2 separate regions of the Homo sapiens genome follow, and region 2 is linked to region 1. A link is a loop called in an ENCODE intact Hi-C map of the cell type or tissue named here. Cell type or tissue: MCF 10A. All regions are shown on one strand. Each heading gives the region's core, and the rest is flanking DNA. Links, peaks and the distances in the headings are about the cores only. Region 1 overlaps PTPRO (protein tyrosine phosphatase receptor type O). Region 2 overlaps GUCY2C (guanylate cyclase 2C).

Evidence for each region. A loop is a pair of places that touch in the nucleus more often than their neighbours do. Peaks named below come from ENCODE experiments on the same cell type or tissue, not always from the same donor. Only the 100,000 strongest peaks of a DNase experiment are listed, where the experiment ranks them.
Region 2: a loop joins it to region 1, with 8 times the contacts of the local background. A loop is called at or near these places in 4 of 110 quality-filtered maps.

The regions. Positions count from the first base shown.
Region 1 is chr12:15,517,992-15,529,717 of GRCh38, forward strand. It overlaps PTPRO (protein tyrosine phosphatase receptor type O), which reads left to right. Exons shown (of 27, transcript NM_030667.3): 10 at 2,210-2,321; 11 at 6,823-6,974; 12 at 8,151-8,271. Among named protein-coding and RNA genes, the nearest start is that of PTPRO, 200 kb to the left of the region's middle. RefSeq lists enhancers at 7,567-8,766, 8,295-8,364. In MCF 10A, for the core only: a CTCF peak has its summit at 4,789 (motif pointing left); DNase peaks (open chromatin) are centred at 4,760 and 8,220.
Region 2 is chr12:14,623,419-14,635,144 of GRCh38, forward strand. It overlaps GUCY2C (guanylate cyclase 2C), which reads right to left. Exons shown (of 27, transcript NM_004963.4): 20 at 5,228-5,319; 21 at 2,339-2,497. Among named protein-coding and RNA genes, the nearest start is that of GUCY2C-AS1, 36 kb to the right of the region's middle. In MCF 10A, for the core only: a CTCF peak has its summit at 6,868 (motif pointing right); a DNase peak (open chromatin) is centred at 6,863.

The DNA of each region.
Region 1 (11,726 bases), core at 1,256-9,255:
TCTGTGTGCAGTCTCCAGCCCCACATTTCCTTTTACATTGCCTAGCAGAGGGCATGAGGTCCCTGCCCTGCTGCAGCAAACTTTTGCCTGGGCATCCAAGTGTTTCCATACATTTTCTGAAATCTAGGTGGAGGTTCCCAAACCTCAGTTCTTGACTCCTGTGCACCCACAGTCTCAACACCACGTGGAAGCTGCCAAGCCTTGGGGCTTGCACCCTCTGAAGCCACCAAGCCTTGGGGCTTGCACCCTCTGAAGCCACCACCTGATCTCTACGTTGGCCCCTTTCACCCACAGCTGCAGCAGCTGGGATGCAGGGCACCAAGTCTCTAGGCTGTACACAGCACAGGGACCCTGGGCCTGGGCCACAAAACCACATTTTCCTCCCAGGCCTCCAGGCCTGTGATGGGAGGGGCTTCCATGAAGATCTCTGACTTGACCTGGAGACATTTTCCCCATTGTCTTGGGGATTAACATTCAACTCCTCATTACTTATTCAAATTTCTGCAGCCAACTTGAATTTCTCCTCAGAAAATGGGATTTTCTTTTCTATCACATTGTCAAGCTGCAAATTTTCCAAACTTTTATGCTCTGTTTCCCTTTTAAAACTGAATGCCTTTAACAGCACCAAGTCACCTCTTGAATGCTTTGCTGCTTAGAAATTTCTTCTGCCAGATACCCTAAATCATCTCTCTTAAGTTCAAAGTTCCAAAATCCCTAAGGGAGGCACAAAATGCTGCCAGTGTCTTTGCTAAAACGTAACAAGAATCACCTTTGCTCCAGTTCCCGACAAGTTCTTCATCCCCATCTGAGACCACCTCAGCCTAGATTTCATTGTCCATATCATTATCAGCATTTTGGTCAAAGCCATTCAACAAGTCTCTAGGGAATTCCAAACTTTCCCACATTTTACTGTCTTCTGAGCCCTCCAAACTGTTCCAGCCTCTGCCTGTTACCCAGTTCCAAATTGCTTCCACAGTTCTGGGTATCTTCTCAGCAGCACTCCACTCTCGGTACCAATTTACTGTATTCATTCGTTTCCATGCTGCTGACAAAGACATACCCAAGACTGGGCAATTTACAAAAGAAGGAGGTTTAATTGGGCTTACAGTTCCACGTGGCTGGGGAAGCCCCACAATCATGGCGGGAGGCAAAGAGGAGCAAGCCATGTCTTACATGGATGGCACCAAGCAAGAGAGCTTGTGCAGGAAAACTCCCCCTTACAATAGCCATCAGATTTCATGAGATTTACTCACTATCATCAGAACAGCACGGGAAAGACCTGCCCCCATGATTCAGTTATCTCCCACTGGGCCCCTCCCACAACACGTGGGAATTCAAGATGAGATTTGGGTGGGGACACAGCCAAACCATATCACATAGGTATGGCTATTTTCAAGTTTTTTTCATTGTTTTTGCTTTTAGGTTTTGGGATTCTCTTTTGTTTTGAGAGGGAGAGAAAGAGATAATTGTGTGAAGCTAGCTGTCAACTCTAATTGAATGTATTTGTTAATCAACATTTTTTCCTAAGCACAGAATAGAGCAATCAAGTGCTTACTGCTTCTCCTGGATCCTGGGGAGGAACACAAAGAGATTTCCCTTTGGCATTCCATAGTTAGTTGACACTGCCTAATTTTAATGATGACTTTTCATGGCATCTACAGATCAATTAAATACCTCTAATGTCAGGCTTTTAGAGGATGTTTTTTAAGAAAACAGGTAAAAATTGCTCTTTCTGAAATTGAGATAATTTTGAAAAGTGTGGGTTACCCATGGGCTATTCACAAAGTACACAATTACCCTCTACCCAGTTGAAGACTCTGAAGGACTCCTGTTCGTGGTTTACACTGAAAAAACACTGAGTTGTGAGAGGTTACTTGTCTTAGAAATAGGGAGAAATGTATGTACAGTCACTTATAAATAAGGACTGTTTCGCATGTGTAATATTAGGAAATTGCAAAATCAAACAAATATTGGAAATCTTTGGCTCTATATCTTTAAATCACTTTTAAAAATTTATATTTTTGTATTTTACTTTATGTCTCATTTCATTCTAGAAAGAATATTTTATTATAGTAAATTTAGGAAACACAAAAAGACAATATAAAGGAAAATTAAAATTACTTATTAATTTTTTATGAAAGTAAGTCTACTCCAAAAATAGTACTTTCTCCCACAGTCTTTTGTCTCCTTGCTTGCTTTTCTCATTCAGAGAATAGCTAATCTGCTGCCAGCATGGTACTACAACTTCCGGGTTACCATGGTGACGTGGGGAGATCCAGAATTGAGCTGCTGTGACAGCTCTACCATCAGCTTCATAACAGGTGAGGCATGTGTGGGGAACAGTTCCACAAGGAGAGAGCATTATTGTGAGGAGTTACCAAGGTTCCAAATCTCTAGAAAGTGCCAGTCATTCACCCAGCACTGGGTGAGCATCAATTTCATGGGAGATAATATTGATTCTGATCATTCATTATTTTGTTTAGTTGATAATCTTTAGAAATCAAAATACCATTTTTATTTTGTGTTACCACCGTTGACTTATTTTTATTCTGAGGCACTGACCTTGATTAATGTACTCTCCGGCTGGGATTGATTAGAATAGAAATATGGCAGGCACAGCCATCAGCTTCACACTGCACAGTCGATTGATTTTACCCATATGATGATTATATTTGTTAGAGTGCCTCCATTTTCTTATTAATTAAGCCATTTTTAAAGTCATAGGCTGACTGTAGTAGGGTCCCTTGTGGAAATTAAAAAATAGGGTTTAGAGACAGGTAGATCTGGATTTGAATAGACCCTCCGCATACCACATATAACCTTGAGCACGTTAACTTTTCTAAATATGTTTTTTTTAATGTGGAAAATGGGGATGATAATAGTATCAGTTATCTGTTATTATTTATTACAACTTCATTATTATATAAGCTACTTTGCAAAATACACGACACAAAGTTTAAGCACTTAAAAAACAATTAGTCTTAGATCCTCGGAAACCTTAAATTATGTAGTTGCATCATCAGTAGTCAGAGATAGCAATGAAAAGGGGAAATTCATCAAAGAAACACTAACCCTTGTGGTTTGAACTAAGACGTTTCAAGAACCTTTTATCGAACGACAAGGTTGTAATTAGAGTTGTCCTGAGAAAACAGAGGAGAAAAATACCGCTTAGAGGAATAATTTTGGCAAATAGTTTCCTCAGTAGACATCTAGTTTACTCTGTTGAAATGTATGAGAAAAAAAAAAAGTGGAAAGAAATCAATCATCTGTGAATTCTTACACAATTAACTTACATAAGCATGTCTCTTTTCTTTACTAGCCAATATCCAGAGCACTTTTTGTTCCAGATGTTAATAGTAATATTAGAGCAGAAAACTGAAAGAATACCCAAAAAGGAGAAAATAGCAGTTACTTGGCAAGCGCTGTTAGTCTTTTGCCTATAATGATAATCACATATTTAATTATAAGTAAACTTCACTGTATCAATAATTCTTATAATTTAACTATATTGATGTAAACTTTCTGAGAATGCTCTTTCCTTCTCACCAGGACAGTTGTCTGGAAAAAGCTCAGATGTAACATCTCAACCTGGGACTGCTCAATTCCAGCTGTCAAACTTTGAATTATCTTAACGATTCTGGGCTTCTATTTTCTCACCGGTAGAACCCCCTAAAATGTCAGCTAAATAGGCACTAAAGCCTACTTAGAGACAACTGATTAGTAGAGCAAAACTTAATATATTGAACACCACCCTGACAGTCTTTGCACTGTCTTTTAAGGGGGAACAAAAGAAATGAAATATTAATAGGATTTGGCTTCCTGGCTCAAGTGGTTTAAGGTATGCCTTTCAAGATGGAAAACTGACTAGGATTGGGCATAGTTTATAACAGTTTAAATGGACATAGCAAGTGTGGATCAATAAACTATGGTTAATAGACAAGCTACTTACCTGGTAAGCAGTCTGTTGTCACCAATGTATTGATGTTGATGATTTTCTATCTTTTCCTGGGTCAAATAAATAAGTGATGCTGAACCAGCAGTCTACAGGTATTGTCTCAGCATATTGACAGAGATGGTCTCAATTTTCACATCTATAAAATGGGTATAATAATAATAAATACATAATAATAAATACCTCACAGTATGTGTGAGAATTAAATCATGTAATGTAAGTCACTATTATAATAGATTATTGTCTTTTTTATACTTATTTTCTAAACATATTGAAAATTCTAGTAGGTTTTATTTTAACCTTCTTTTTTTTTTTTTTACTTTTACTTTAAGTTCTGGGATACATGTACAGAACATGCAGTTTGTTACATAGGTATACATGTGCCATGGTGGTTTGCTGCACCTATCAACCTGTCATCTAGGTTTTAAGCCCCGCATACATTAGGTATTTGTCCTAATGCTCTCCCTCCCCTTGCCCCCACCCCCCGACAGTTCTCATGTGATGCTAATACTTATAACAAACATTCATAACTAGGTATGCTTTCAAAAATAATCATTCACTGAAGAATTTGTAATATATAAAGTAAAAACGCGTGTGTGTGTGATTTTTTTTACCTTCTTATTTAAAGCAAATAAGAATCTCATGCTTAACTTTCCTATGCTTTGAATTTTCCAAATTGTGTGGTGTAAAAGAAAATAGGAACAAAATATTTGAATTAGGTGTGATTTATTAGGAACTCAAGTCTACCATCTTTGTTAGGCAATTCAGTTGGCTAGCCCTCAATCATAGTAATTATGCGGAGGGGCCAAAGTATTAATAAACAAATAGTGACATCTTGTGGCCTTCCAGCAATATGCTAGGTTTTAAAGCAACAACATGGAAATAAAAATCTGACATGTGAGAGGAAAGATATATACTTCTGGGTTTGCAATTTTAAAGATGTTTCTTTTCCTCACTAAAATTAGGACATGAGAAAATACCCTTTGAAGAAATATATGCATAGGTTCTTGTATATGACGAAATATGTTGGAATATATTAGGAGGCTATAAGGAAGCCAAGGTTATTTTCCTTTAGTAGAATATTCTGAAATATGATGTAGATTTGTGTTACTTGTTAGATGCATTGATGATCTTTCAAGATTTTATTGCTAAGCATACTATATAAGTGCTACTCGTATTTCACATGAAACAAATGCATTTTTACTTCATATATTACAAATTCTTCAGTGAATAATTTTGAAAGCATAGCTAGTTATGAATGTTTGTTGTAAGTATTAGCATCACATTAGGGGAAATGATTCTTTATAGAAAATTTCCATAGATTTTAGTTGACATTGTGCTGTATCTCAGAATGGAACACCGACTGTCTTCAAACCAACATACACCTGGAATTTAAATTCAATTGTGTATTTGTTTTTTAAAATAATCAGAGTTAGCAGTTACTTTAAAAAGGTAATTAAAATGTTTTCAGAGCCTATATAGTATAAAGCTTGTGATGAATTCTCTTCCCTCGTTGGCAAATTTTTTATTTTATTTATTTACGTTTTTTGGCTGGGCGTGGAAGCTCACGCCTGAAATCCCAGCACTTTGGGAAGCCACGATGGGTGGATTGCTTGAGCCCAGGAGTTCAAGACAAGTCTAGGCAATATAGAAAGACCCTGTCTCTACAAAAAATATAAAAATTAGCTGGATATGAAGGCCTGTACCTGTAGTCCTAGCTACTTGGTAGACTGAGGCAGGAGGGATGATTGAGCCTGGGAGGTCGAGGCTGCAGTAAGCTGAGATTGCGCCACTGCACTCCAGCTTGCGTGACAGATTGAGATCCTGCCTCAAAAGTAAAAATAAAATAAAATAAAAGTAATTTTTTTTTTTGAGGCAGGGTCTCACTCTGTCACCCAGGCTGGAATGCAGTGGCAGGCTCATGCCTCACTGCAGCCTGGATCTCCTGGGCTCAAATAGTCCTCCCACCTCAGCCTCCCTAGTAGGTGGGACAACAGGGTGTGCCACCATGCCCAGCTGAATCTTCTAATTTTTTTGTAGAGATGGGGTTTTGCTATGTTGCACAGGCTGGTCTTGAACTGGACTCAAGCGATCCACCCACCTCAGCTTCCCGAAATGCAGGGATTACAGGCATTCCCTGCTTAAATTTTTAAAAATTTAAATGCATAAGATGATAAAGTAGCAAGCTCAGTGTTAGAATTTAGCTTCGTGGCTAAAAAAAAAAAAAAAAAAAACTTGTTCTTCCCTTCTTTCTCTCTCTCACTACTCACTCAGCAACATTTATTAAGAGCCTGTTTTCTGCAAAGCACTGGGCTAGACACTGTCAAAAATAATGTCTTGTTATTTTATGCAAATAACATTTGTCTTCTATCCTGCTTGTAGTACTATGATCTTCTATCTTCCTACCCTTGTATCCTACTGTTCTTTATTCCCATAAACACCTTTGCTGCAAGTAAATGAAAGAGACTTAGTTTGCAGGACTCTAAGTTTTTTAATCCTACTTGGCTAATAACTCCACTGATACCTATTAATATTAATTGGTTGATGTAACAAAAATATACCCAAACAAGTGAACTTTTTAGGAATTTTGTAATGGTGACATTTATCCAAAAGACTTTGATATCCTCAGGTACAGATGGGTCTGGGGGTCTTGTATCTTAGATATACAAGATGTGGGATCCCATTAAACAAGTGCCCATCCTGTATCACCATCCTTCACTGTTATTGAGAGGTCCTGAAGTTACCGGGACTATCGTGTGCTGTGAATTCTAATTCGCTAAGTTGACTCTATATGGGATTTCATGCTCTGCTGGTAAGTACTTTATTTATCCATCTATTATACTAAATTGTGCCTCGTTTCTCCCTTGTAGCCCCAGTGGCTCCGGAAATCACTTCTGTGGAATATTTCAACAGTCTGTTATATATCAGTTGGACATATGGGGATGATACAACGGACTTGTCCCATTCTAGAATGCTTCACTGGATGGTGGTTGCAGAAGGAAAAAAGAAAATTAAAAAGAGTGTATGTTTCTTTGAATGCCAGCATTGTGTGTCTGTAAATTTAGTTTTATGAACTATTGAAAACCACTAAGCAATCATTTATTGACACGTCAAATGTTTGCATACCAGTTGTCTGTTTTAGGCTCTGGAGATAAGACAGTGAACAAAAATTGAATTCTTCCTTTCATAGAGCTTACCGTTTAATCTTTAACAGTGAGATGTAAGAGCTCCAACTATTGATTTCATTTATATTTAGAATTATGATTTGAGCTTTTTCTTCAGGATGCCAAACATTTTCAAGAAAACTACAATTAACGTGTTTCCCATTTTTTCCCATATATCACCGACACCTAAAGATTTGGGGACCTTGGGACTACTGATTTCTTTTCTCCAAAATACGCTTTTGGATGTTTATTGATAAGGGGACAGACTAAACTACTGTAATAAAGAAACAAACAAAAAGAGAGTGGCTCAAACAAAATAGAAGTTTATACCTCTCCCATGATAGCACAGGACTAACCAGGCACTTCTGCTTTAAGGGGTCACCCAGGGAGGCAAATTCTGTTTTGTTGTTCCATCTGCCACTATGCATAGTCCTTGTCTCTAGAGAGGAAGCTTTATCACCATTACATGCATGTTCCAGCCTGCAGGAAGGGGAAAAGAAAAGGGATGATGTGGAAGCCCAGCACTTACAGGATGTGAACTGAACTGTCATTTGTCCATGTGACTTCTACTTACAATCCACTGATCAGAGCTGGGTCACATCATCCCCTCTAGCTGTAGGAGAGGATGGGAAATAACAATGGCTGTTAGGTAGGAAGCCACACGTCTACAGATATGGGTAGGTTTCTTTTGAACGTCTTAGAATGTACATATCAGTAGCAACTCAGTAATTGTCTTTTCTAAAACCTGTTATCAATATGTGAGAAAATGTCAGAATGAGACCCATTCCAAATAAGGGAATTCATTGCAAAATTTTTCTGATGTATATAATGCATTATTAAGGCTACCTCACATTGGGCCCAGCTGAGGAATTTATAAAATTTTCAGAAGATATAACGTATCTATAATATAATCAATTGCAGACTGCTGCATAGAACAGAGAGGGAATGTGTCTGCTATAGTCCTTTAGTTGTTTGGGGTGGTGCACTGATTCATTCACTAAAAGTTTAAACCCTTGATTTTGATGATCTTGCAGGTAACACGCAATGTCATGACTGCAATTCTCAGCTTGCCTCCAGGCGACATCTATAACCTCTCAGTAACTGCTTGTACTGAAAGAGGAAGTAATACCTCCATGCTCCGCCTTGTCAAGCTAGGTAAGAAGAGTGCACAGAGATGGGTGTGAAATAATCACTAATGTTTGCATCATTCGATTCAGCAAGAGCTCCTCAATTCAATGAAATAATAACAGAAAAATGGCTAATTTTTTATGAGTAGAAAATAGACATTTGTACTAGCAAAAGGGTATGTTCAACTTGGTACAAGTTTCTGTGAGTGGGTTGTATACTGTTCTGGGAAACAGTGGTGTTCGCTGTTCTTTGTAAGGTTAAAGAAACCAGGTAGTCATAGGATTTTGGAGATGGAAGCACATTAGAGATTATCTAATGCAGTGTTCACAACCCTATAAGACAACATTCTATTTTCATATTAATATTATGTAATGCTCTCTTTAATATCTTAAATAGTAATGGATTTAAAAATCTACATATTGATTTTTTAAATTTTATATAGTTTCCCAACTCCAGAATAAAATCAAGACAAAAAGAAACTAATTTATAATAAAATAATATGGATTTCCTAAATATATGGTCAGACACAACTACTCTAAAAGACATAATGAAATTACCTGATGCCTAGATATAATTAAAATGAATAAGTTGGGGTTTATAAGAAATAAAAAGATCATTAGTCCTTCATATAAGAAGTATAAAAATAAGCAAAGAAATGAACAAGTTAATATAAATTGATAACAAATAACTAAACAAGCATAGATACAGGTAGATACTAGAATAAAAACTAGAGTTAAAATAAGTACTAAAAGATGAGATATATTTTCATATAATGAGAGAAAGATGGAAATAATTTTAATTAAAGTAGGGACAACACACCAAAAGTTTATAAATGGCAGCATAGAAGCAAGCTGGCTTCACTCCCCTCTACCCAACAGAAAACCAAAAGCAAATATACACTCTGAGATTTTCACCAGCAACAACCCAGAACTCAAATACGAGGATGCGACCGATTCCAGAGCCATAGAGAAGTGAAAATACTCTGGGCAGATGGTAGGAGAATCAGGCTTCCACATTCGTGACGCCTCCCCCGCGATTCTGCCTGGCAACAAGTGTGCAGAAAATCTTCTGCCAACTCATGTTTCTACACTGGAAAAAGTGAGGTTGAGGTAGTCAACTAGTTTCCCCACTATCTTGGGCTCCCTGGCAGGAAATCTGTCCTTGCCTTAACCCACAGGAAGCATCGTGACTGCCTGAAGGGAGAAATAGCTTGAGGATAGGCAGAAACAAAGAGATGAGATGGAACTACCATTCCCAGTCCCAGCAACTCTGCTCTGTAACTTGGCCAAAGGAGACACCAAATCAGAGTGGCTGTTCAGCAGCACCATACTGTAGGAGGTACATTTCACAGGTCCCTTGGGCATGAGCCCCCCAGCTAACTTTGACACACTGCCAGGATAATTCCTTTAAGACCTTTCTTTTTCAGGACAGGCAGAGCCAAGGCAAATCTGGACTTAAGGTGCCACCTAGAGCTGAAATGTAGGCAGTGATCTAGTGGTAAATATTTGCTAGGCAAACATAGCCAATAAAAGACAAAACAAGGCAAGGCAGACAAAGGAAAGTGGACTAAATAGTTAATTATTTAATGCAAAGACATAGTTCTATGCCCATAAGAAACAACATCAAACAGGGAACTGTGACCCGCCCACGCTACCCAGGAAAAGGACAAAGCAAAAATCCAATGACTGACCCTAACAAGATGGTGATCTGTGAGCTCTCTGAACAAGAATTCAAAATACAGTTTAAGGAAAATCAGTGATGTCCAGGAAAACACAGAAAAGCAATTCAGAAATTTATCAGAGAAATTTTTAAATCAAACAAATTCTTGGTACTGGAAAATACGTTTGCTGAACTGAAAAACACATCACAGCAGAATGGACAAAGGAGTGGAATGATTCAGGGAGCTAAAAGCCTATCTGAAAATACACCATTGGAGGAGAAAAAAGAAAAATAAGACTGAAAGTAAGTGAAGTCTGACTATAAGATATTAAAAAAAAAAGGCTGGGCACGGTGGCTCACACCTGTAATCCCAGCACTTTGGGAGGCCAAGGCGGGCAGATCACGAGGTCAGGAGATCAAGACCATCCTGGCTAACATGGTGAAACCCTGTCTCTAATAAAAATACAAAAAAAAAAAAAAAATTAGCCAGCATGGTGGCGGGTGCCTGTAGTCCCAGCTACTCGGGAGGCTGAGGCAGGAGAATGATGTGAACTCAGGAGGTGGAGCTTGCAGTGAGCCGAGATCGCACCACTGCACACCAGCCTGGGTGACAGAGCAAGAATCTGTCAAAAAAAAAAAAGGTATTAAAAAAACCTTAAAAGATCAAACATAAGAATTATTAGTATTCAAGGGGGAGCTGAATAAGGAAGTTTACTGAAAGAAATAATAATAGAAAACATTCCAAAACTTGAGACAGGTACAAATAGCCAGGTTCATGAGGGTCTGAGAATACCAAACAGATACCACTCAAATAAAATCACCCCAAAGCGTATAATACTCAGACTCTCAAAGGTCAAGGACAAAGAGAAGATCCTGAAAGCATCAAGAGAAAAGGAGCAAATAACAGGTAAACAAGCTGCAATTCACCTGGCAACAAACTGTACAGGCCATGAGGAAGAACATTTTTACAGTGCTCAAAGAAAAAAAACTGCCATCCAAGAATAATGTATCCAGCAAAATTGTCCTTCAAATATGAAGGAAAGATAAAGTATTTCTCAGAAAAACAAAAGATGAAAGAATTCACCACTACCAGACCTGTCATACAAGAAATGCAAGAGAGTTCTTCAATCTGAGAGAAAAAGACACATGCGAAAAGAAAACTTTTCAAGGTATTAGACCTTTGGGAAAATTAAATGCATGGACCAACCCAGGATATTCTGTTACTGTGATTGTGGTGTACAATCCATCCATAACTCTGGTATAAAGCCCAAAAGACAAATCTTTTAAAAATAATAATAGCTACAGCAACCTGTTAAGAGATAGGTAATGTAAAGCATGTAAATTGAGGCAACAAAGTCAAAATTGGGTGGTGGAGAGAGATGAAGTTAAATTTTTAGGTGTGGTAGTTTTGCTTTTGTTTCTATTCTTTTGCTCATGATCTAAGATAAGTTGTCATCTCTCTAAAGTAACTTGTTATGGCCAGGCATGGTGGCTCATGCCTGTAATCCAGCACTTTGGGAGGTCAAGGTTGGTGAATCGCTTGAGCCCAGGAATTCAAGACCTCATCTCTACTAAAAAAAAAAAAAAAGGAAAAAAAGAAAAGCTGGGTATGGTGACACATGCCTGTGGTCCCAGCTACTTGGGAGGCTGAGGCAGGAGGATCACTTTAGCCCAGGAGATTGAGGCTGCAGTGAGCTGTGAGCTGTGATTGTAACACTGCACTCCAGCCTGCATGACAGAGCAAGACCCCCATCTTAAAAATAAGCAAATAAATAAATAAACTTGTTAAATCTATAAGATTTTTTATAAGCCTTGTGGTAACC
Region 2 (11,726 bases), core at 1,873-9,872, 890 kb before region 1:
GAACCTTTGAAAAACATTCCTTTGGTGTGGCTTGGATTCCTAGGTACACGACTGGAGTGGTTGTTCTTGACATGCCCTGTATAAAGTGCATAGTATTTTGGAGGCTGCATAGATGCAATGACAAAATTGGATATTCTGCCATATTTGCAATTCATTGTACTGCTTATATCTGAAAAGTCACATGAGTTTGGTGATATGGTTTGGCTCCGTGTCCCCACCCAAATCTCATGCTGAATTGTAATCCCCAATGTTAAGGGAGGGACCTGGTGGGAGGTGATGGGATCATGGGTGCAGATTTCCCCATTGCTGTTCCTGTGTTAGTGAGTTCTCATGAGATCTAGTTGTTTGAACGTGTGTGGCACCTCCCCCTTTGCTCTCTCTCTCTCTTCCTGCCATGCGAAGAAGGTGCTTGCTTCCCCTTCACTCTTCCACCATGGTTGTACATTTCCTGAGGCCTCCCCAGCCATGCTTCTTGAACACCCTGTGGAACTGTGAGTTATTTAAACCTCCTTTCCTCATAAATTACCTAGTCTCGGGTAGTTCTTTATAATAGGGTGAGAATGGACTATTACACTTGGAAAATAGTGTGTTATCCAGAGAGAGAAACTCATGTTGTAAATAAACGAAGGAAGGGCTGGGAGTTAACATGATGAGCTTTGATAACAGGTTGTTGCTGACATAGATAAAATTAGTATACAGAGTAGATCTCTTAGAAAGTCTTCCCAGAAGAAAAAACTTCTGGCCAGGCACAGTGGCTCACACCTGTAATCCCAGCACTTTGGGAGGCCGAGGTGGGTGAATCACCTGAGGTCAGGAGTTCGAGACCAGTCTGGCCAACATGGTGAAACCCCCTCTCTACTAAAAATGCAAAAATTAGCTGGGTGTGGTGGCAGGCGCCTGTAATCCCAGCTACTTGGGAGGCTGAGGCAGGAGAATTGCTTGAACCCAGGAGGCAGAGGTTGCAGTGAGCTGAGCTCATGTCGTTGCACTCCAGCCTGGGCAACAAGAGTGAAACTCCATCTCAAAAATAAATAAATTAATTAATTAAATAAAATAAAAATAAAAAAGAAGAAACTTCTATTTTAATGTATTTACCCCAAGGGGTACTATTCAAATAAATGTCTAAGTGATATCTGGTTCCTACATGCAATCTTAAGTTTATTTGCCCTTTGCTACACATATTTCTTTTTGATTCTTCTAGTTATTGCTCATGCATGTTTTAGTTTTATCTTGCGCATAAAATTTTTACATAAATAACCAAAGTGAGTTGTGCTGAAGCCATGGTGTATTGTAGCTCTTCAAGAGACTTGTGTGATATAACCTTTGGAAATCCAATAAAAACATCTACCAACTAGTAGTCCAAGTGGCATATTGAACTAAGGCTAGGAAAAAAGCTGAAATGGTGAGCCAGCTGATTCAAACCACTTGAGTGACATTAATGGTTAAAACCACCGCCAATGAAACCCTGGGAAGGCAGCCAGATAACCAGGATATTGTTTTTGTCACAACTCAGCATTAAAGATCAGGCAAGGAGTTATGCATTATGTACCTAATATTTATGGAGCTGTGATAGAAATTATCATCCTTGAAGTGAATATGAAGGGTTCCCTACTGTTCCCAGGCACTCTGAGGGCTCATGGGTTCTGCCCTTCTATCACAAGGTTGCAAGACACCACTTGCCAAATGTGTTCCAACTCCTTTCCCCCAAGCTGTGATCCGCCTCCTAGTTTTCTTGCAGGTGATTTGACTTTCAGAGGTTTGAGATTTTGAGGTCAGAGTTACTAAAGGAGATCAGGGGCTCCAGCTCGGGCTTCTTGGGTAGAATCCCAGCTCTGCCATTCACTGGGTGACCTTCAGAACATTACTTAGTAGAGTACAAACTGGAACAAGGCTTAGCAAAGTACATGCATTTTTTTTTTTTTTTTTTGAGACGGAGTCTTGCTCTGTCACCCAGGCTGGAGTGCAGTGGCGCGATCTTGGCTCACTGCAACCTCCGCATCTTGGGTTCACTCCATTCTCCTGCCTCAGCCTCCCGAGTAGCTGGGACTAAAGGTGCGCGCCACCACACCTGGCTAATTTTTTTTATTATTATTTTTAGTAGAGGTGGGGTTTCACCATGTTAGCCAGGATGGTCTTGATCTCCTGACCTCATGATCCACCTGCCTCAGCCTCTCAAAGTGCTAGGATTACAGGCGTGAGCCTCCGTGCCTGGCAGTACGTGCATTTTAAAACCAATAATCTACTGAAGAATATATAAAAGGAAACAAATCCTATATAGATACAATGAAAAGCAATGCTAGAGGGATTTCAGCCTCCACATCAGCAAGGCTTGCCTTACCTTGGAAGCAACATAAAGTTAAGTCTGTCAGCCCTGTCCCTCTCTGCCTTGTACAGCTGTGTCCTTTCCTCTACCAGATGTTCCAGGTTTCGAGAATATAGCTGTAGACGTCGGATCAAGGTATCCATATAGCTTTCATTTTTTTGGTCATGAAAAAGTCTGTAGGTAGTAATAGATAAAGAGCTCTTATATATTATTAAGAAAACATGAACATCCAATAAAACAATGGACAAATATGATGAACAGATAATTAAACAAAGAAAAATAAAAGCCAACAAACATAACAAAAAAACTCAACCTCATCCGGGCACAGTGGCTCATGCCTGTAATCCCAGAACTTTGGGAGTCCGAGGCGGGAGGATCACTTGAGGTCAGGAGTTTGAGACCAGCCTGACCAACATGGTGAAACCCTTTCTCTACTAGAAATACAGAAATTAGCCGGGCATGGTGGCACTACTCCAGAGGCCGAGGCAGGAGAATTGCTTGACTGGGAGGTGGAGGTTGCAGTGAGTCGAGATCATGCCACTGCACTCCAGCCTGGGTGACAGAGTGAGACTCTGTCTTAAACAAACAAACAAACAAAAAGCCCAACTTAACCTCAGGACAAGAATAAGATTAAAAAAGGGAAAACAAATGTTAAAATGATGGTAATCAACGTAGGAGAAGGAGGAAATACATATAGTACAAAACCTTCCTGAAGAGCAATTTGGTAAAAATATGTCACAAGCTTTAAGAATGCATATACCAATCAGCTTATAACTCTACTTCTGAGAATTATCCTAAGGAAACAATCATGAATGTGTTTAGAGTTAACAACAGAAAAAGTCACAGTATTCTTTACAACAGCAAACATTTGAAAATAATCTAAATGTATAACAAAAGTGTGGTTAAAATATGATGGGACAATGGAACATTAACATTCTAATTTGTATCATAAAATACAAATTAGTATAGTTGAATACTCAGAAAGACACTCCCTCTGTATTATTAAGCGAAAAAGTCAGTTTATAAAATAGCAAAAATTATAATCTCAATTTTATTTTTTGAAGACTGGTGGTCACCTATTGGGAAACAGGTGACGTTTTACTTTCTTGCTTTCTTATTTGTATTTTCTAAAATACAAAAGAAACAATTTGCAATGAAGGAAAATCTTTTAAAAGCTGGTCAAGAAAGTGATAAATGAAAGGAGAAGGACTGAGAAAAGCCAAGCTGAGCCTTAAATTATCTCCTCATTACAGAGAGCCAGGGTCCTAACTCTGGATTATTTTGTCAGATCAAGGAGACTTAGTGAGATGACAGCTTTGTGTGACACTGGGAGGTATGACAAGCCTTGGTGCAGAGGTCAGGGAGGAGACACATTGAGTTCTCCTAGCATTGTGAGGATCAGAGATAATGTTCATAACATCTAAGGCACAATTGAAGGTGCTGAATAAATCACAGTCATTTTACTATTACAAGAATAACAATCACTTCTGGTCTCAGGAGAAGATGGCCTGCATCATCATCCCCTGGGATGGGGAGAGATGTTTGTTAAAAATCCAGTACATTTTTGTGCCCTACCCGAGACCTATGTGACTGAAAATTGCTAGGCTTGGAATGAAGAAACAGAATTGTTTAACAAGTTCCCCAGGGAATTTTTACTTGAAACTGCCAGTACAGAGTCTAGTTGGGTAGAATGGATGTGGGAGCAGGTGTAAGAGATGAAGTTGGATAATCTTACTCTAGGATGAATTGATTCAATTAAAACAGTTGCTCACCTTTGACTGCATATTTTAATCACCTGGGAGCTATTAAAAATCCTGACACCTGTATGTACCCCAGACCAATTACATCAGCCTCTCTAGGGTAAAACCCCAGTATCAGTATTTTTAAAGTTCCTCAGGTGATTCCAAGCTGCAGCCAAGTTTGAGAACCATCACACACATTAAAGGCTGAGTATCAAGGACCCAGTTTCTTCATGAGCATACATTTTATCAGTCACATATAAAGTCTCATCCGGACAGGACAGCGAGGAGAAAAAAAAAGGGCTAGAATTAATTATTATTTCCTGCTCCATTCCCACAACTGACAGCTTAGTTCTACTAATTAATGACCACACGTTCATTAACTTCACTCCACCTCATCTCCTCCAGCTCTAGACTTTTAGTCTCATTAAGTATCTGAGTCTTTTGACCTAATGAGAACTACAGAAAGACCTGGAAAAAATCATAAGAATCATCTTGTTCAATCCAATTTTTCTAACAAGAAAATTGATACCCAGTGAGGGTAAGTGTTTTGCCCAATGCCCCACAGCAAACTCTTATCAGATCTTAGTCTAGAAATTGGATTTCCTAACTCTTAATTCAGTGTTATTTTTCTCATTCTGCAGTGTATTAACTGAAAACATGGGGTATCTAGAAATTAATCTCAACCAGATAATTGTGTACTTTTCTCCCCCAACTTGAATTATGCTCTGATTCATGACATGTCTTAAGTACCTAGGGCCAAAGCTGGAGATTTTAAGACTTTAAGATCCTAAGAACATGCTGATGTTAATAATTGTCTAGGAGCTTTACAGATTCTCAGGACTCACGCTACACTTCTAAATCCTAATTACCCACAGAAGGACCCAGAAGCTCTATTTTTAACAGACAAATTTATAATCAGCTAAAGTTTGTTTTTTAATCAGAAAAGTTTTGACCTTGAGTATGTAACTTTTCAAGTGATTATTTCCCTGGGAAAACGGTCTAATAGTCTCCATATCATTTTAATGTTATGAGGCAGTTGTTGGTTGCCACCTGGGATTTTTCACTGGAATAGACATTCTCATTCTAAGGTGCCACTGAATGTCAACTATAATTTTTTTAAAACCCTGCAATTAGTGAATAAAAGTAAACATTTCAGCAATACCCAAATATCTTGGCAAGTGTAGTCTCAATTTTTTTGAAATCTGGTCTCTTTTCTGGATCTTCCTCCCAACAGTTTTTTACAAGTAGGTACACCTGGAAGAAAAAAAAACGGGCAAATTAGCTAAGGGGATAGTAAACTAAATCAAGAGAGAATTCTTATTCTCATTGATGGGAGTGATTAAGGCAAGGAATAGTTTAAAAATATCTTCAACTCAGTGCGGACAAGAGATCCCCAGCTCTCTGGTTTCTGTCTCAGGCATGACCACCTGCATTATCTTATCCAGTTATTCCCTTGGGTGAAATTAATGAAATATGTGATACCAATTTAGATGAGGCCGGGTTGATACGGGAGACTAAGTGAATTTACAAGAGCTTGCAAGTTTTACGTTGGAGAGAGAAAAAAATAGTGAAGGTGTGGCAGGCCTCCATAACAACCGTTTTAGTACTGACTGAGTGGTTAAGTTAAATATTAAAAGCCAGTGCCCTTATACAAAGGCTGGAATGTAACAAAAGCCCACCAAGAGTTTTGCCTAGGCCTTTCCTGGGCCTTAAAACATGACAAAATAACGAAGGAATTCTTCTTAACCGGACCCATTTAGGATTAAACAACTTTTATTGGGGGTCTGAAGAAACTCCCCAGGCCTCCACAAAGAAGTTTATTGGGGGTCTGAAGGAACTCCCTAAACCTCTGTAATTTAGCAGGAGACAAGATAAGGGTAATCACTCCAGCACCTGGACTCACTTCGATTAAGTAAACTTACTGAGGCTCCAGGAGAAGGTCTTCAGGACTCAGACCTTAGTTGTAGATTAAAAGAAGTTAATCACGTATGTCTTTAAATGAATGCATACTTACATGTAGACATATAGCTTCGAAGGTATATAAGCTCTGAAAAAAAATGTAATTTTCAGGCCTTCTCCCTGTAACTGGTTACAGAAATAAAAACTCTCTTCCTCCTCAGTTCATCTGCATCTTGTTATTGGGCCACGAGAAATATCAGCCCAACCCTCAGTTTGGTGGGGGAACAAAGGCTCAGTGAATATGAGGCAAATGGCTCCAAATGGAATAAAAGCCGTACTGTCCATGGTTCTAACTTATAGCAAACAATAGTATCACCTGGGGAGCATCTGCACAATTTCTTATGCCCAGGCACCACCCTAAGTCATTCTGATTTAATATATTTTGAAGTGGTCTTAGTAGGGTTCCCAGATTTAGCAAGAAAAATAAAGGACATCAAGTTAAACTTGGATTTCAGATAAACAATAAGTAATTCCTTAGTATAAGTATGTCGCAAATATTGTATGGGCAAAGGGCAGTGGTAGATTTTTAAGCTCTTTGGTGATTATAATGCACAGCTGCAGTAGAGAAGTGACATGGAAAAAAGGGAGGTATGGAGGAAGAGGTAGGGAGACAGGAGGAAGCCCAACTGCTCATCTGCTACCACCTGTTTGCAGCTTTTTTTTTTTTAAATCAAAATGTGTGGTGAAAACCATTTGTTTTAAATAAACTTTGTTTTTCACTCCGGCTAAAAACAAGATCATAAGTGATACTAGATGCAATCCCTGTCCCTGTACTTTGTCTGAACAATTCCCTGGGAAGGAACTAGAGCCGCGGTATAGCCTGTGGTGCCAATATTCACCACTAGATGATGCTCCTGCCTTGGTAAGTCATCTGCTGACTACCTTAGAGCAGAATAGGCAGAAACAGCAAACTGGGCCGATCCTGTGCCACAGAGTGAAATACTGTCAGCCCTCTGTCTCCATGGGTTCTGCATTCGTGGATTCAACCAAATGGGAATGGAAAATGTTTGGAAAAAACAGGATGGTTTTGTCTGTGTTGAACATGTACCGACCTTTTTTTTCTTGTCATTATTCCCTAAACAATACAGTACCACAAATATTTACATAGTATTTACATCATGTTAGGGATTATAAGCAATCTAGAGATAATTTAAAGTACATAGGATAATGTATGCAGGTTATATGCACATGATATGCCATTTTATATCAGATCCTTGAGCCGCTGTGGATTTTGGTATCCACAGGGGTTCCTGGGACCAATTCCCTATGGATGGAGAGACGACTCTACTGGGTGTTTCTGGGGCATTGCTGAGTGATCTAGTTTCGACTCTGTATTCTGTTGGAATCAGTTACTTGACATGAAATTTTATTCCTCATTTCTAATTCCAGAACTGTCCAACTACACAAATGAATTAAAGATGATGCTGTTTTAGTGAATAAGGTTTTAATATTTGGATATACTCAGATTAGAAAAAAAGGGCTTGAGAAAGGATATGCTGATTGTGTGGAGGAATCCTGGAATTCGGAAAAGCAGGACGAAAGAAAGGAATGAGGAGAAGGCAGGGCTAGGAGCAGCTGTACTTCGGAAAGCTGTATTTCAACATACTATTACTATTGAAAAAGAAAGGGAAGGGGAGAGGTAAAAATGACCCACTCATGCCCTGCAGAGTCTGGCCATAAAACTCATCTGGCAGTGTCTTTGTAAATGGAAGGAAAATGTTTCTATTTTTATCCCACAAGGAACAAAAGATGTTTTTGTTTAAAGATTATAAATGTCTTTTTTAAAATTTTTTTTATTTTTATTATACTTTAAGTTTTAGGGTACATGTGCACAATGTGCAGGTTAGTTACATATGTATACATGTGCCATGCTGGTGTGCTGCACCAATTAACTCGTCATTTAGCATTAGGTATATCTCCTAATGCTATCCCTCCCCCCTCCCCCTACCCCATAACAGTCCCCAGAGTGTGATGTTCCCCTTCCTGTGTCCATGTGTTCTCATTGTTCAATTCCACCTATGAATGAGAACATGCGGTGTTTGGTTTTTTGTCCTTGCAATAGTTTACTGAGAATGATGATTTCCAATTTCATCCATGTCCCTACAAAGGACACGAGCTCATCATTTTTTATGGCTGCATAGTATTCCATGGTGTATATGTGCCACATTTTCTTAATCCAGTCTATCATTGTTGGACATTTGGGTTGGTTCCAAGTCTTTGCTATTGTGAATAGTGCCGCAATAAACATACGTGTGCATGTGTCTTTATAGCAGCATGATTTATAGTCCTTTGGGTATATACCCAGTAATGGGATGGCTGGGTCAAATGGTATTTCTAGTTCTAGATCCCTGAGGAATTGCCACACTGACTTCCACAATGGTTGAACTAGTTTACAGTCCCACCAACAGTGTAAAAGTGTTCCTATTTCTTCACATCCTCTCCAGCACCTGTTGTTTCCTGACTTTTTAATGATTGCCATTCTAACTGGTGTGAGATGGTATCTCATTGTGGTTTTGATTTGCATTTCTCTGATGGCCAGTGATGGTGAGCATTTTTTCATGTGTTTTTTGGCTGCATAAATGTCTTCTTTTGAGAAGTGTCTGTTTATGTCCTTCACCCACTTTTTGACAGGGTTGTTTTTTTCTTGTAAATTTGTTTGAGGTCATTGTAGATTCTGGATATTAGCCCTTTCTCAGATGAGTAGGTTGCGAAAATTTTCTCCCATTTTGTAGGTTGCCTGTTCACTCTGATGGTAGTTTCTTTTGCTGTGCAGAAGCTCTTTAGTTTAATTAGATCCCATTTGTCAATTTTGGCTTTTGTTGCCGTTGCTTTTGGTGTTTTAGACATGAAGTCCTTGCCCATGCCTATGTCCTGAATGGTAATGCCTAGGTTTTCTTCTAGGGTTTTTATGGTTTTAGGTAAAGATCATAAATATCTTAAAATACTTTACTCACTATCTTCTTGGATTATTAAGGCTCAGGTAAAATGCTAAAAGGAAAAATAATTAGAAATTTTTCACAGGGCTTCAAGGCCTTTTTGAGGGACAATTACAAAAGCAAATGTAAAGAGCTTTTGCTCCATTTCCTTCAGAGGAAGGATAAAATGAGTGGAAGTACATTTCTCTATTCTTTTTAGATGTTGGCATATTTCCTTTTAAATCATTAGATGGTATTTATAAGTCTAGTAAGTATACCGCATGGACACCTTGTTCATTGAGCTTATAAAAATTGAGAATGACCCCTGCCTACTGAAGCCAGTGCCTGTACACACCACAGGGTGGGGACTGAAGACAGGTCTCAGGACAGGTCCACCTGGCTCACTTGCACCCTCCCAGTGCTTCAGCCTACCGTGTAGGGGCCCTAGAGATCTCCTAGCCCAGTCCACCACTGTTGGCACCTGAGTACATCTTCTGGGGGCCACATAACCTGCTGCTACCACCACAGCTGGTACCCACCAGCATATACCACTTGTGGACCTGCAGACTGGCCTGCCCAGCCTGTCACAGCCACTACCAACACCAGTGCAGACTGCTTGGGAACCAGAAGCTTGTCCTATCATGGCTACTTCCACTACTCATGCCATGCCTGCTGCCCAGGAACCCGGGAATCCACCCACCAGCCTAGGCCACTGCTGCTACTGCTGGCACCTGAGGAAGTTACTTGGAGGCCAAAGAATTGATCTGCCTAGACCCACTAACGCTGGTACCAGATAAGCTGTCCTGGGGCCCAAGGACAGCTTATGCTGGCACCAGTGCCTCCAAGGGGCCCTGAGGACCAGCCCACCTGGCATTCCAGTCTTCAACAAAACGTCACTACTGCCTCCACTAACAATGACATCCTAACCCATTAGGGAAATAACAGACCCACTCACAGATGAGTAAATTATGTAGAGACTACACTACTGCATGCACCCAGAATCAAAGCCAAAGTGCCTCACCCAACCAATACTATAGATACATCTTCAGGAAAAAAGTCCTCCCCTATGAAAGCAAATGTTAAAATTTGGAAGAAGTAATTGTTACACCAGATGCACAGATATCAACATAAAGACACAAGAAGCATGAAAAAGCAAGGAAATATGATACCTCCAAAGAAACACAGTAGTTCTGCAGCAACAATTTCCAATGAAAAGGAAATTAATAAAATTCTGGAAAAATAATTAAAAATAATATTAAAGGAGCTCAGTGAGATATGGGAGAATACAGAAAAATAATACAAAGAAATAAAAAAAATTCAGGATATGAATGAGAAATTTACCAAAGAAATAGATACCATAAAAAAGAATAAAACAAACTCTGGAACTGAAGAAGTCATTCAATAAAACACAAGATATATTGGAAAGCTTCAACAATATGCTAGATCAAGCAGAAGAATTTCAGAACTTGAAGACAGGTCTTTTGAAATAATCCAATAAGACAAAAATAAAGAAAAAAGAACAAAAATGAATGAGCAAAGCCTACATGATATAGACACCATAAAGTGGCTAAATACTTAAAATTTTTGGTGTCCCAAAAGGCGAAGAGAAAACAAAAGGAATACAAAACCCATTTAACAAAATAATAGCAAGAGATTTAGACATTCAGATACAGGAAACTCAGAGATCCCCAAATACATATAATTAAAAAAGATCTTCTCCGTGGCACATTATAGTCAAATTGTCAAAAGTTAAAGAGAAAATTCTAAAAATAGCAAGAAAAAAGCATCTGGTTACTTATAAGGAAACCCCCATCAGATTAACAGTGAATTTCTCAGCAGAAACATTACAGGCCAGGAGAAAAGGGATGAGGTAGTCAAAGTGCTGAAAGAAAAACCAAATTCCAGTTAAGGATACTATATCCAGCAAACTTATCTTTCATAAATGAAGAAGAAATAAAGGCTGTCCCAGGCAAGTGAATGCTAGGGAAATTCATCACCCCTAGACCTCCCCTACAAGAAATGCTTCAGGGCGTCCTACGCCTGGAAGTGAAAGGATGTCATCTACCACCATGAAAACACATGAAAGTATGAAACCCACTAGTAAAGCAATCACACAAAGAGGGAAGAGAAGGGTCTCAAAGGTTACCACTGCAGAAAACCACAAACCATAATGAAAAACAAGGGAAAGAAAGGAACAAAGGATGTATAAACAACCAGAAATCAATTAATCAAATGAAAGGAATAAGCCCTTACATAATAATAACTTTGAATGTAAATGGATCAAAATTTTTCACTTAAAAGATATAGACTGGTTCAATGGATTTTTAAAAATGACCCAACTGTAGGCTGCCTACAAGAAACTCATCTTATCTGTAAAGAAATATGTAGACTGAAAGTAAAGGGATGGAAAGATATTCCATGCAAATGAAAACCAAAAGCAAGCAAGAGTAGCTATACTTATATTAGGTAAAACAGACTTTAAGTAAAAAACTGTAAAAAGAGACAAAGGTCATAGGTCATTATATAATGATAAAGGACTCAATTCAGCAAGAGGATATAACAATTCTAAACATATACACACCCAACATTGAAGCATACAGACATTTAAAGCAAATACTATTAGATCTAAAGGAAGAAGTAGATTCCAATCTAATAATAGTTGGGGACTTCAACACTCCACTCTCAGCATTAAACAGATCATAAAGACAGAAAATTAACCAAGAAACATTGGATTTAAACTGCACGTTAGAACAAGTGAACCTAACATTTACAGAACATTTCATTCAA